Regions from separate parts of the Homo sapiens genome. Here region 1 is linked to region 2. Evidence: read pairs that join two places in POLR2A ChIA-PET (ENCODE). Cell type or tissue: K562. All regions are shown on one strand. Each heading gives the region's core, and the rest is flanking DNA. Links, peaks and the distances in the headings are about the cores only.

What was found. Peaks named below come from ENCODE experiments on the same cell type or tissue, not always from the same donor. Only the 100,000 strongest peaks of a DNase experiment are listed, where the experiment ranks them.
Region 1: POLR2A ChIA-PET joins it to region 2 with 5 read pairs; 2 of 35 experiments call an interaction of 5 or more read pairs at or near these places.

What each region holds. Positions count from the first base shown.
Region 1 is chr6:158,761,000-158,765,556 of GRCh38, forward strand. SYTL3 (synaptotagmin like 3) reads left to right here. Exons shown (of 18, transcript NM_001242394.2): 16 at 1,077-1,179; 17 at 2,305-2,510; 18 at 3,496-3,872. The coding sequence ends at 3,605. It overlaps MIR3918 (microRNA 3918), which reads right to left and starts at 3,754; the gene lies at 3,662-3,754. RefSeq lists a silencer at 1,858-2,152. In K562, for the core only: no CTCF peak of the experiment used is centred there; a DNase peak (open chromatin) is centred at 2,052.
Region 2 is chr6:158,203,228-158,207,784 of GRCh38, forward strand. No RefSeq gene overlaps it. Among named protein-coding and RNA genes, the nearest start is that of GTF2H5, 37 kb to the left of the region's middle. In K562, for the core only: a CTCF peak has its summit at 2,249 (motif pointing left); a DNase peak (open chromatin) is centred at 2,214; H3K27me3 peaks cover 2,022 bases.

The DNA of each region.
Region 1 (4,557 bases), core at 400-4,399, 560 kb after region 2:
CCTAGGCCTTCCTCCCAGGGGCAGATTGGATGGTCTCTGGGGAAACCGTGGCCCCTCCTGAAGAGCAGAGGCTCCATGACAATGTGGAGCCAAGAGCACTGGTACCTGCAGGGCTCAGACGAGATAAATCCCCGCCCCCAGGCATGTGGGTAGCTGCTGCCCAGCAAAAGAAGTAGGTCAGGAGGGAGGGTCCTCAGGGACCCTATGGAGATTTTACTCCTTCAATAACGTGGGGCGTGTGGAAAGCAGGAGGGTGGAGGAGGAGGAGGGCGGGGAAGGAGGACTGGGAGAATGCACATTTCTTTTTTTTTTTTTTTTTTTGAGACAGAGTTTTGCTCTGTCACCCAGGCTGGAGTGCAGTGGCCCGATCTTGGCTCACTGCAAGCTTCGCCTCCCTGATTCATGCCATTCTCCTGCCTCAGCCTCCCGAGTACCTGGGACTACAGGCACCTGCCACCATGCCCGGCTAATTTTTTGTTTTTTTTCTTTAAGTAGAGACAGGGTTTCACCATGTTAGCCAGGATGGTCTCGATCTCCTGACCTCATGATCCGCCCACCTTGGCCTCCCAAAGTGCTGGGATTACAGGCGTGAGCCACCACGCCCGGCCCAGAATGCACATTTCTGTTGTGTATTTTGCTGACTCCCTATTTGGCTAGAAGAGGAAATTCTGCTACCCAAGTTCACGGGGTCACCAGCAGACCAGCAGCAAGTGCCCCATGGCCATCCCAACCTCCTAGACAGGGTCTCGGGGCTCTCACTTTCCCCCAAACTTCTGGCTACAACTAGACTCAAACTTCGGCATCTTCCCTCTCCTTGCGTTCCTCTTTACTCTTTTCTAGGATCTTAGTAATCCCTCCATCCTGTCCTCCACCTGACCACAGAGCGGCACGGTGTGGGCAGCGCCACAGCCTGTGGGCAGGGCCAGCAGAGCCCACTGCACCACTCCCATCTGCTCTCTCGGGGTCTGAGGGCTGTAGCAGATTCTCTAGCTGAGCTCTCGGTTTTGGGGTGGTGGTACTGCATACTAACGTATCAGGAGACATGGTTTGACAGTGAATACTGGCTTTCCTTCCAGGGACAGATCAGCCATCACTTCATGGTCAACTTTGTTTGGTAGTGCTAGGAGCCAAGAATTTACCTGTGCGGCCAGATGGCACCTTGAACTCATTTGTTAAGGGGTAGGTATTCGATGTAATCAAATATTTATTGGTGATCTAGTATACATCACAACATGGCCCAGAACCTGCAGCGAACACTAAAAAACGTAAGCCACTTAAAACGTCTTATTTTAGCTTTCCTATGAAAATCTAACAACACATATTAAAGACCCTGATTTCCAAAAATTCACGGGATGTGTACATGCTGGAGTACTCGAAACCCTAATCTTCTCAGTTCTGTGATATCAGGAAGCCAGTTTTGAAATCAAGCATGAAAATGTGGTGTGGTCAGTAAATATTTCCTAAGCTTAACATCTCCTCTTGGACCAACAGTAAAACGCATGACTGTCCACATTTCATTCTCATTCAGTATAGGTGCATTGGCCCCTCTAAAAGTAAGGCAAATACCATTATTACATTGAATTGCAAACTCCCCGTCAGTGACATAGGGAAAAATGACGGTCAAGATAGAACTCAGGCTGGACGCAGTGGCTCGTGCCTGTAATCCCAGCACTTTGGGAGGCTGAGGCAGGTGGATCACCTGAGGTCAGGAGTTCAAAACTAGCCTGGCCAACATGATGAAACCCCATCTCTACTAAAAATACAAAAATTAGCTGGGTGTGGTGGCGGGCACCTATAATCCTAGCTGCTCTGGAGGCTGAGATAGGAGTCTTCCTTGAACTTGGGGGGAGGAGGTTGCAGTGAGCTGAGATGGTGCCACTTCACTCCAGCCTGGGCGACAGAACAAAACTCCGTCTCAAAAAAAGGAGAACTGAGCTTATGTTCTAATCTTGTTGCTTATCTGCATGGCCTTGGACAAGCTTGTCTGAGTTGATTTTCCTGAGAACAGGGTTAAAAGGAGATAACGTGTATCTGCAGTCATGGTGGGAGGCACCCCAAGGAGGAAAGATTAAGATGAGGGCCACGAGGCCTCAGCATGCAGCTCGCCCTTCATACCTGATGCAGAATTCGGCCCTAAGGGAAATGTGCCGAGTCCTGTGGTTCCCACCCTGCTTCACTGGGGAGGGTGTGGATGTTGTGGACTTGGCACTTTTCTTAGTGCTTCCCGTCTGCACTGACGCACAGGCCTCAGGAGAGAAGGCCGTGTGGATGGCAATGATTGCAGGGTTTGTGTTCCCTCTTCAGCTGTCTCACTCTGCCAGACCAACAAAAACTGAGACTGAAGTCGCCAGTCCTGAGGAAGCAGGCTTGCCCCCAGTGGAAACACTCATTTGTCTTCAGTGGCGTAACCCCAGCTCAGCTGAGGCAGTCAAGCTTGGAGTTAACTGTCTGGGATCAGGCCCTCTTTGGAATGAACGACCGCTTGCTTGGAGGAACCAGACTTGGTTCAAGTAAGTCTGAGACATTGAGCCCAAACGTTTATACTTTGTGATTATCCTAATGGGTACCGTGCAAAGAAAATGCTTCCACCAGGGCAGTGACTTAACTGGTTTTGAAATTGCCTAGCCTGCCTTAATTGGAAATGCCTAAGTCTAGTTTTTACTCTACAGCTGAGCCATAATACAGCCAAGTATTTTGACAATTTAAATCAGATTTAGATCTGCTAAAGAAACAAAAATTATAGGCCTCCAAACGGGCTAGGTACAGTATTTGCTTTTGTTTCTGGCGTCAATCATAAAAGGATTATTTTCTTAAATGAAAATATCTTCTTAAACAAATGGCAATTCAGAAAGTACTTCATCAAAAGTGGTCAGAACAGCAGTGCTGTCCAGAGCCGCTCGGCAGGGCACCGCCGGCATGGTAGGTGGACAGCCCTCTGCTGTGAGGTTCTGTGCCTGGCACTGCTTCTGGCTGCCAGCAGTGTCCCTGACATGATGACAACCAAAAACACCTGCACACATCTCCAAGGACCTCCAACTGAGAACCAGTGACTGAAGAGAAATAAGCTTCACTGCTCCATTGCTTTTCAAAGATATTTTGTCCAAAGCATACTGTCTTCCTCTAAGAATCCCTTCCCATGGGCAAGCCCAGCCCCCAGTCTGAGACGGCCCCACCCAGCTAGCCATGCTGGTGTGCAACTATCCACTCCCTTGGTGAAGACCCAGCCCACCAAACCAGAGTCCTCGCCTCACTTTCAAACTACAGAACTCCAGGCTGTTAGAGCCTCGCAGAGCAGAGGATGCCTGCGTGAATCCCAGTCTCAACACCAGCTTTGTTGGGGTGGGAGTGGTGGTGGCGGCGTCTGTCATCAGTGGTTGGCCTTTTAATGTGGACTTGAGGTGAAAAACTTCTGGCTGGTCATCATTTTTAAAGGGATGAGAGGGGATGAAGTGGTGCCCTCCCCGACCATGGCTAAATTGTCTTCCTCTCTTACAGAGGGAGACACAGCTGTTGGCGGGGATGCATGCTCACTATCGAAGCTCCAGTGGCAGAAAGTCCTTTCCAGCCCCAATCTATGGACAGACATGACTCTTGTCCTGCACTGACATGAAGGCCTCAAGGTTCCAGGTTGCAGCAGGCGTGAGGCACTGTGCGTCTGCAGAGGGGCTACGAACCAGGTGCAGGGTCCCAGCTGGAGACCCCTTTGACCTTGAGCAGTCTCCATCTGCGGCCCTGTCCCATGGCTTAACCGCCTATTGGTATCTGTGTATATTTACGTTAAACACAATTATGTTACCTAAGCCTCTGGTGGGTTATCTCCTCTTTGAGATGTAGAAAATGGCCAGATTTTAATAAACGTTGTTACCCATGTCCTCCAGTGCTTATCAAATGAGGTAAAAGGCCGGCTGGTGGGCATGGTAACTCCCCCCTGTAATCCCAGCAACTTTGGGAGGCTGCAGTGGATGGCTTGAGCTCAGAAGTGTGAGATCAGCCCAGGCAACATAGATACCCTGTCTACAAAAAAACCAAAAAATTATCCAGGTGTGGTGGTACACACCTGTAGTCCCAGTTACTCAGGAGGCTGAACCGGGAGGATTGAGCCCAGGAGGTTGAGGCTGCAGTAAGCCCCGATCATGCAACTGTGCTCCAGCCTGGGCCAAAGTAAGACCCTGTCTCAAGGCGGGGGGGGGAGTCACAGCTTCGCTGTGAGAAGCACTTTATTTTTTGAGACGGAGTCTCCCCGTCACCAGGCTGGAGTGCAGTGGCACGATCTTGGCTTGCTGCAAGCTCCGCCTCCCGGGTTCTAGCAATTCTCCTGCCCCAGCCTCCCAAGTAGCTGGGATTATAGGTATGCACCACCACACCAGGCTAATTTTCGTATTTTTAGTAAAGATGGGGTTTCACCATGTTGGCCAGGATGGTCTCGATCTCCTGACCTCGTGATCCGACCACCTCGGCCTCCCAAAGTGCTGGGATTACAGGTGTGAGCCACTGTGCCCGGCTATGAGGAGCATTTTAGAGGAGCCTGATGAGTGTTGGAGCAGTCTTTCTCTCCTG
Region 2 (4,557 bases), core at 328-4,327:
TAATCTCCAAATTTAATTTAATCCCAAGTACTTGGCAAAGTTAACTGTCCTTAATAACAAATATTCACACCAGATGTTTTAGAACCTTATACTTGATAAAATGTTCTAGGCCGGGCACGGTGGTTCACGCCTGTAATCCCAGCACTTTGGGAGGCTGAGGTGGGCAGATCACCTGAGGTCAGGAGTTCAAGACCAGCCTGGGCAACATGGCGAAACCCCATCTCCACTAAAAATACAAAAATTAGCCGGGCATGGTGGCAAGCACCTGTAATCCCAGCTACTTGGGAGGCTGAGGCAGGAGAATCGCTTAAACCAGGGAGGCAGACGTTGTGGTGAGCCGATACTGCACCACTGCACTTCAGCCTGGGTGACACAGTAAGACTCTGTCTCAGTAAATAAATAAATAAATAAATAAATAAATAAACATTCTAATACTTCACAAGTGGTAATGTTTTAGGAGATATACTCTCTCTGCTAAATTGATATTAATATATTGGGTTAAACTTCTGTATTGGAAATTCTAAAATGAACATAAAATATTGGCAGAAGCCAGAAAGGAACATTATTGATTGACAATTAAGCAGGCACAGCCGAAAATATTAATCAACACAGCAAGAAAGACAGGCATAGGATTTGAAACGTGATGACCTGAGCAGTTCACATTTTCTGAATCGTATCCTCAGGAGGAATTAATGCAGAGGGAGTAATCTGAGGAAGAGTAATGAGAAGGAAATACGACTGCTTTGTAGATTGTAATGATTTCTGTTTCCTTAAAACCCAGATTCAGTCCAATGGGGTACTTAACAGAGCTCCAAAGAAAAATAGAAGTTTATTCTGCTTGGTGATTCTTTTTCTGCCATCCCCAAATCATAGAGTATGTTATTTGCTCATGTGACACTTCCGTTTGGGAAGAACAAAAGCAGCTGAACACATTAACTCTTCAAACAAGTTTTTTAAAAATAATATTAGTTCTAACAGCTGATCTTGAGATCTACACATTGCCAGGTGGCCAAGCCCTGTGGAAGGGATTCCAAATGCACCAGAAGTTAGCCAGGTGAGGTGATGTTGAAATCATTTTGCCTTAAAGGAGGGGAGGGCCAGGTCTCTCTCTTGGGTCTCCAGGAGAACAGCTGTCCATAGGAAGCCTCAGCACTCCCAAAGCCCACAAACTCCATGGCCTCAAGTGATGATCAAAGGTCTTCCCCGTCCCCTCTGCATCTTCCTCTCTTCTTATGAAACCAAGAGCCTCAGAATCACCACAGTTGAGGCCTCTTCTTCCCTGGAAAGCCAAATTTTGGGCTGCCAGGCTAGAGTGTTCTAGAACGTCCCTCCGTGAGTCCACAATCCACTCGGAGGAGCAGTGACCCCGTGAAGGAAGTACCCTTTTCTTCCACTAACCAGGTTTCTCTGGGGAGTCCCCAACTTCTTTTCTGCCACTGCCAGAGGAGTCTGGAGGCTCCAGAGACCTGAGAAACCAAGAGGGTTTCCAGACCAGCAGCACTGGCCCCAACCTGGGAGCGCATTCCTAACTTAACTGAATCAGAATCTGCATCTTACCGGGTTTCCCAGAGGAGTCGGATGCACATTAAATCTGGCCATGAGGGAGCCACTGTGGGGCAAGGGGGAGGATTTGAAAGCTGACTCCAGGAACCACAGAAATGGCAAGTTAAGGCGTCAGATGAGGGTCTCCCCGGCACTCATTATCTAGCTGTCAATCCACCTAGCACCTCACAAACACTGACCTAAAACTCCTTTCTACTTCCACCCCCGTTCCGGGGAGAAACTTGGGGATTAAAGACAAGGTCTGGCATTAATGTGAAGAAGCTTTAGGATGCCAACCGGGGGCAAATGCGCCTTTAGCAAAATAAAGCCAGGCTCATTACTTCACAAGAAATAGGGCCAAAGTTACATTAGTAAAAGCAATATAAATTCCATGATGCCCCACCTTACCGAGGGGAAGCACCCACCTGCCACATACAGTGTCTTTGTGTGACTTAGAAAAAGGTGGCAGAAGCCGGCTTTGCTACTGGACAGCACGTTTAGGTGAAGGAAGAGGTGCCCCTCTTCCACATGGTTCCAGCCCCCATGCACCCTGTCAGCAGGATACCTTGGGTACAGCCCTAAGCTGTGACCTGGAAACCCACAGAACAGAAAAGACATGTGACCAGAGAGCAGGGCGGCCAACACCTGTGCGCCAGGTCACTCAGGGTCCCTCCAGCTATGTCAGTCAAGAAAACAGCGTCATCTGCTGGTCTTATCCAGCATGGTAACAGAATTTATTCGAATCTATTGACAATGCCCACTTCTTATTTTTAAATGTTAATTTTCTCCTTACAAAAAGAATATCATCATATTACAGAAAAATAAGAAAAACGTCAGCCACAACCTCACTACCCTAATCTAATGCAAATTAGCATTTTGGTGTATTTCCTCCAAATCTCCTCAGGTGAGCGCTGCTGCTCTGTGGACATCTCCTGGCCCAGTGACACATTCCAGGCCCTGCGTGTAGGGAAGATGAGCACATTCTAGAAACTCATGTCAGAACCGGCCTTCAGTCCCCCTGCACAGTGATATGAGCTCTCCCTCCTGGTTCCCATCCCTTCCCCGTGCAGCTGTCTTCCCATTGTCTCTGATCTTGAGTTTGGTGATCTGTTGGTCAGCACCTTAGGCCCCCTCCTGACTTGTGATGCCCACTCCTTCTCTCCCCACCCCCTCGTTGCCAATTTGCTTGCTCCTCCGTAGCTCAGGGCCTCTTTAGGCAGTTGGCCTGGGGAAAGCTCCCACTTGGCTCAGTCCAGAGCCCAGCTAACTATGATCTCTACGTTGACCAAATGGTATAGTCCAGAACCATTTCCTTCCCGCCTTGAACCCAGCGGATGGAATTTGGGTCCTTTTCCTATATGCATATATCATCTTACTTGATTGCTGTCTGCCTTGACCCTACGCCTTAAGTCATTTCAGCTATAGGGCCTCCCGAGATCAACAGAGTTCACAGCAAGTACCCAAACCCTCCTTTCTGTTTGTACTCATTTGGCCTTTAATGCACCACCAATCCTCTTTTGAAAAATCTTATTGTGGCTTTTTGAATATTAAAAAAATCTTCAAACAAGTTTTTAAAATATCATATTAGTTCTAACAGCTGATCTTGAGATCCACACATCGCCAGATGGACAAGCCCTGCAGGAGGGATTCCAAATGCACAAGAAGTTAGCCAGCTGAGATTATTTTGAATCTGAGTAACCTGAGTTGTGCCTAGTTTCTCTGACTTCTGACTTTCTGCTCTGGAAGGGTTTCTTCTTTTCTTTTCTTTTCTTTTCTTTTCTTTTCTTTTCTTTTCTTTTCTTTTTTTGAGATGGTGAGACGGAGTCTTGCTCTGTCGCCCAGTCTGGAGTGCAATGCCGCCATCTCAGCTCACTGCAACCTCCACCTCCCAGGTTCAAGTGATTCTTGTGCCTCAGCCTCCCAAGTAGCTGGGATTACAGGCACCCGCCACCATGCCCAGCTAATTTTTTTTTATTTTAGTAGAGATGAGGTTTCACCATGTTGGCCAGGCTGGTCTCAAACTCCTGACCTCCAGTGATCCTCCTGCCTCAGCCTCCCAAAGTGCTGGGATTACAGGCATGAACCACCACGCCCAGCCTGGAAGGGTTTTGGTTTGGATTCAAGTTAGTCAAGTTCTTTGCTCTGTCTGCCCTTGACAATTCCCAAAGCCGACCTCTTCTCAGCGAGGTCCTGAGGCAATCCTAGAGGAGCATTTGCAATCGAGTAAGCATGCAAATGTGTGTCCTATGGTGTAAAATAAAATGTTTTCCATGTTGCCCGATAATTCTTTAAAATCAAATTTTAATGACTGACGTATCTTTGTAACATGTCATAATTTGCTTAGCCATTTCCCAATTGCTGGAATTGAGGTGGTTTCCAATATTTTGAATACCTAACTAATACAGTGATGAATAACTTGTACCAAAAATTTTGAATTATTTTCCTAAGAAACATTCCTAGATGTAGAGTCACTGGTTTACAGAATTTCAATATTTTTGTGGTCCTTGGTATATATTTCTCAAATTGCTCTCCAAAATGACGGTACCAGCTGAAAATGCCACCAGTGATGTCTAGGCATACTGGTTTCACAGCACATTGCTCAGAATGTCTTCTTTCATCCTTCAACAAACAGGTACTGTCTTAGGGGCTGGTGAGATGAAAACAAAATTCTTGCTGCTGCAGAGCTCAGATTCCAGTGCAGGAAAGAGACAACAACATGGAAAATACCATCACGTAAGTACTTATCAGATGCTACATGAGACAGATGGGAACATCTAATGCTGCCTGAAACTTCACAGAGGAGATGACATTCATACTGAAATTGAAAGAATGAGTGATTCACCAGGCAACAGGAAAAGAGAGGGCTTTCAAGCAGAGACAACAACACGGGCAAAACCAAACAATGGAGGTGAATAGCACGTCATGTTCCAAGAATGGCAAAAAAGCTGTTCAGTTAGGCTTGCAGACAAATAGAGTGTGTTTGGGAGAAGGGCAGGAGAGGAGATCCTGTAGAAG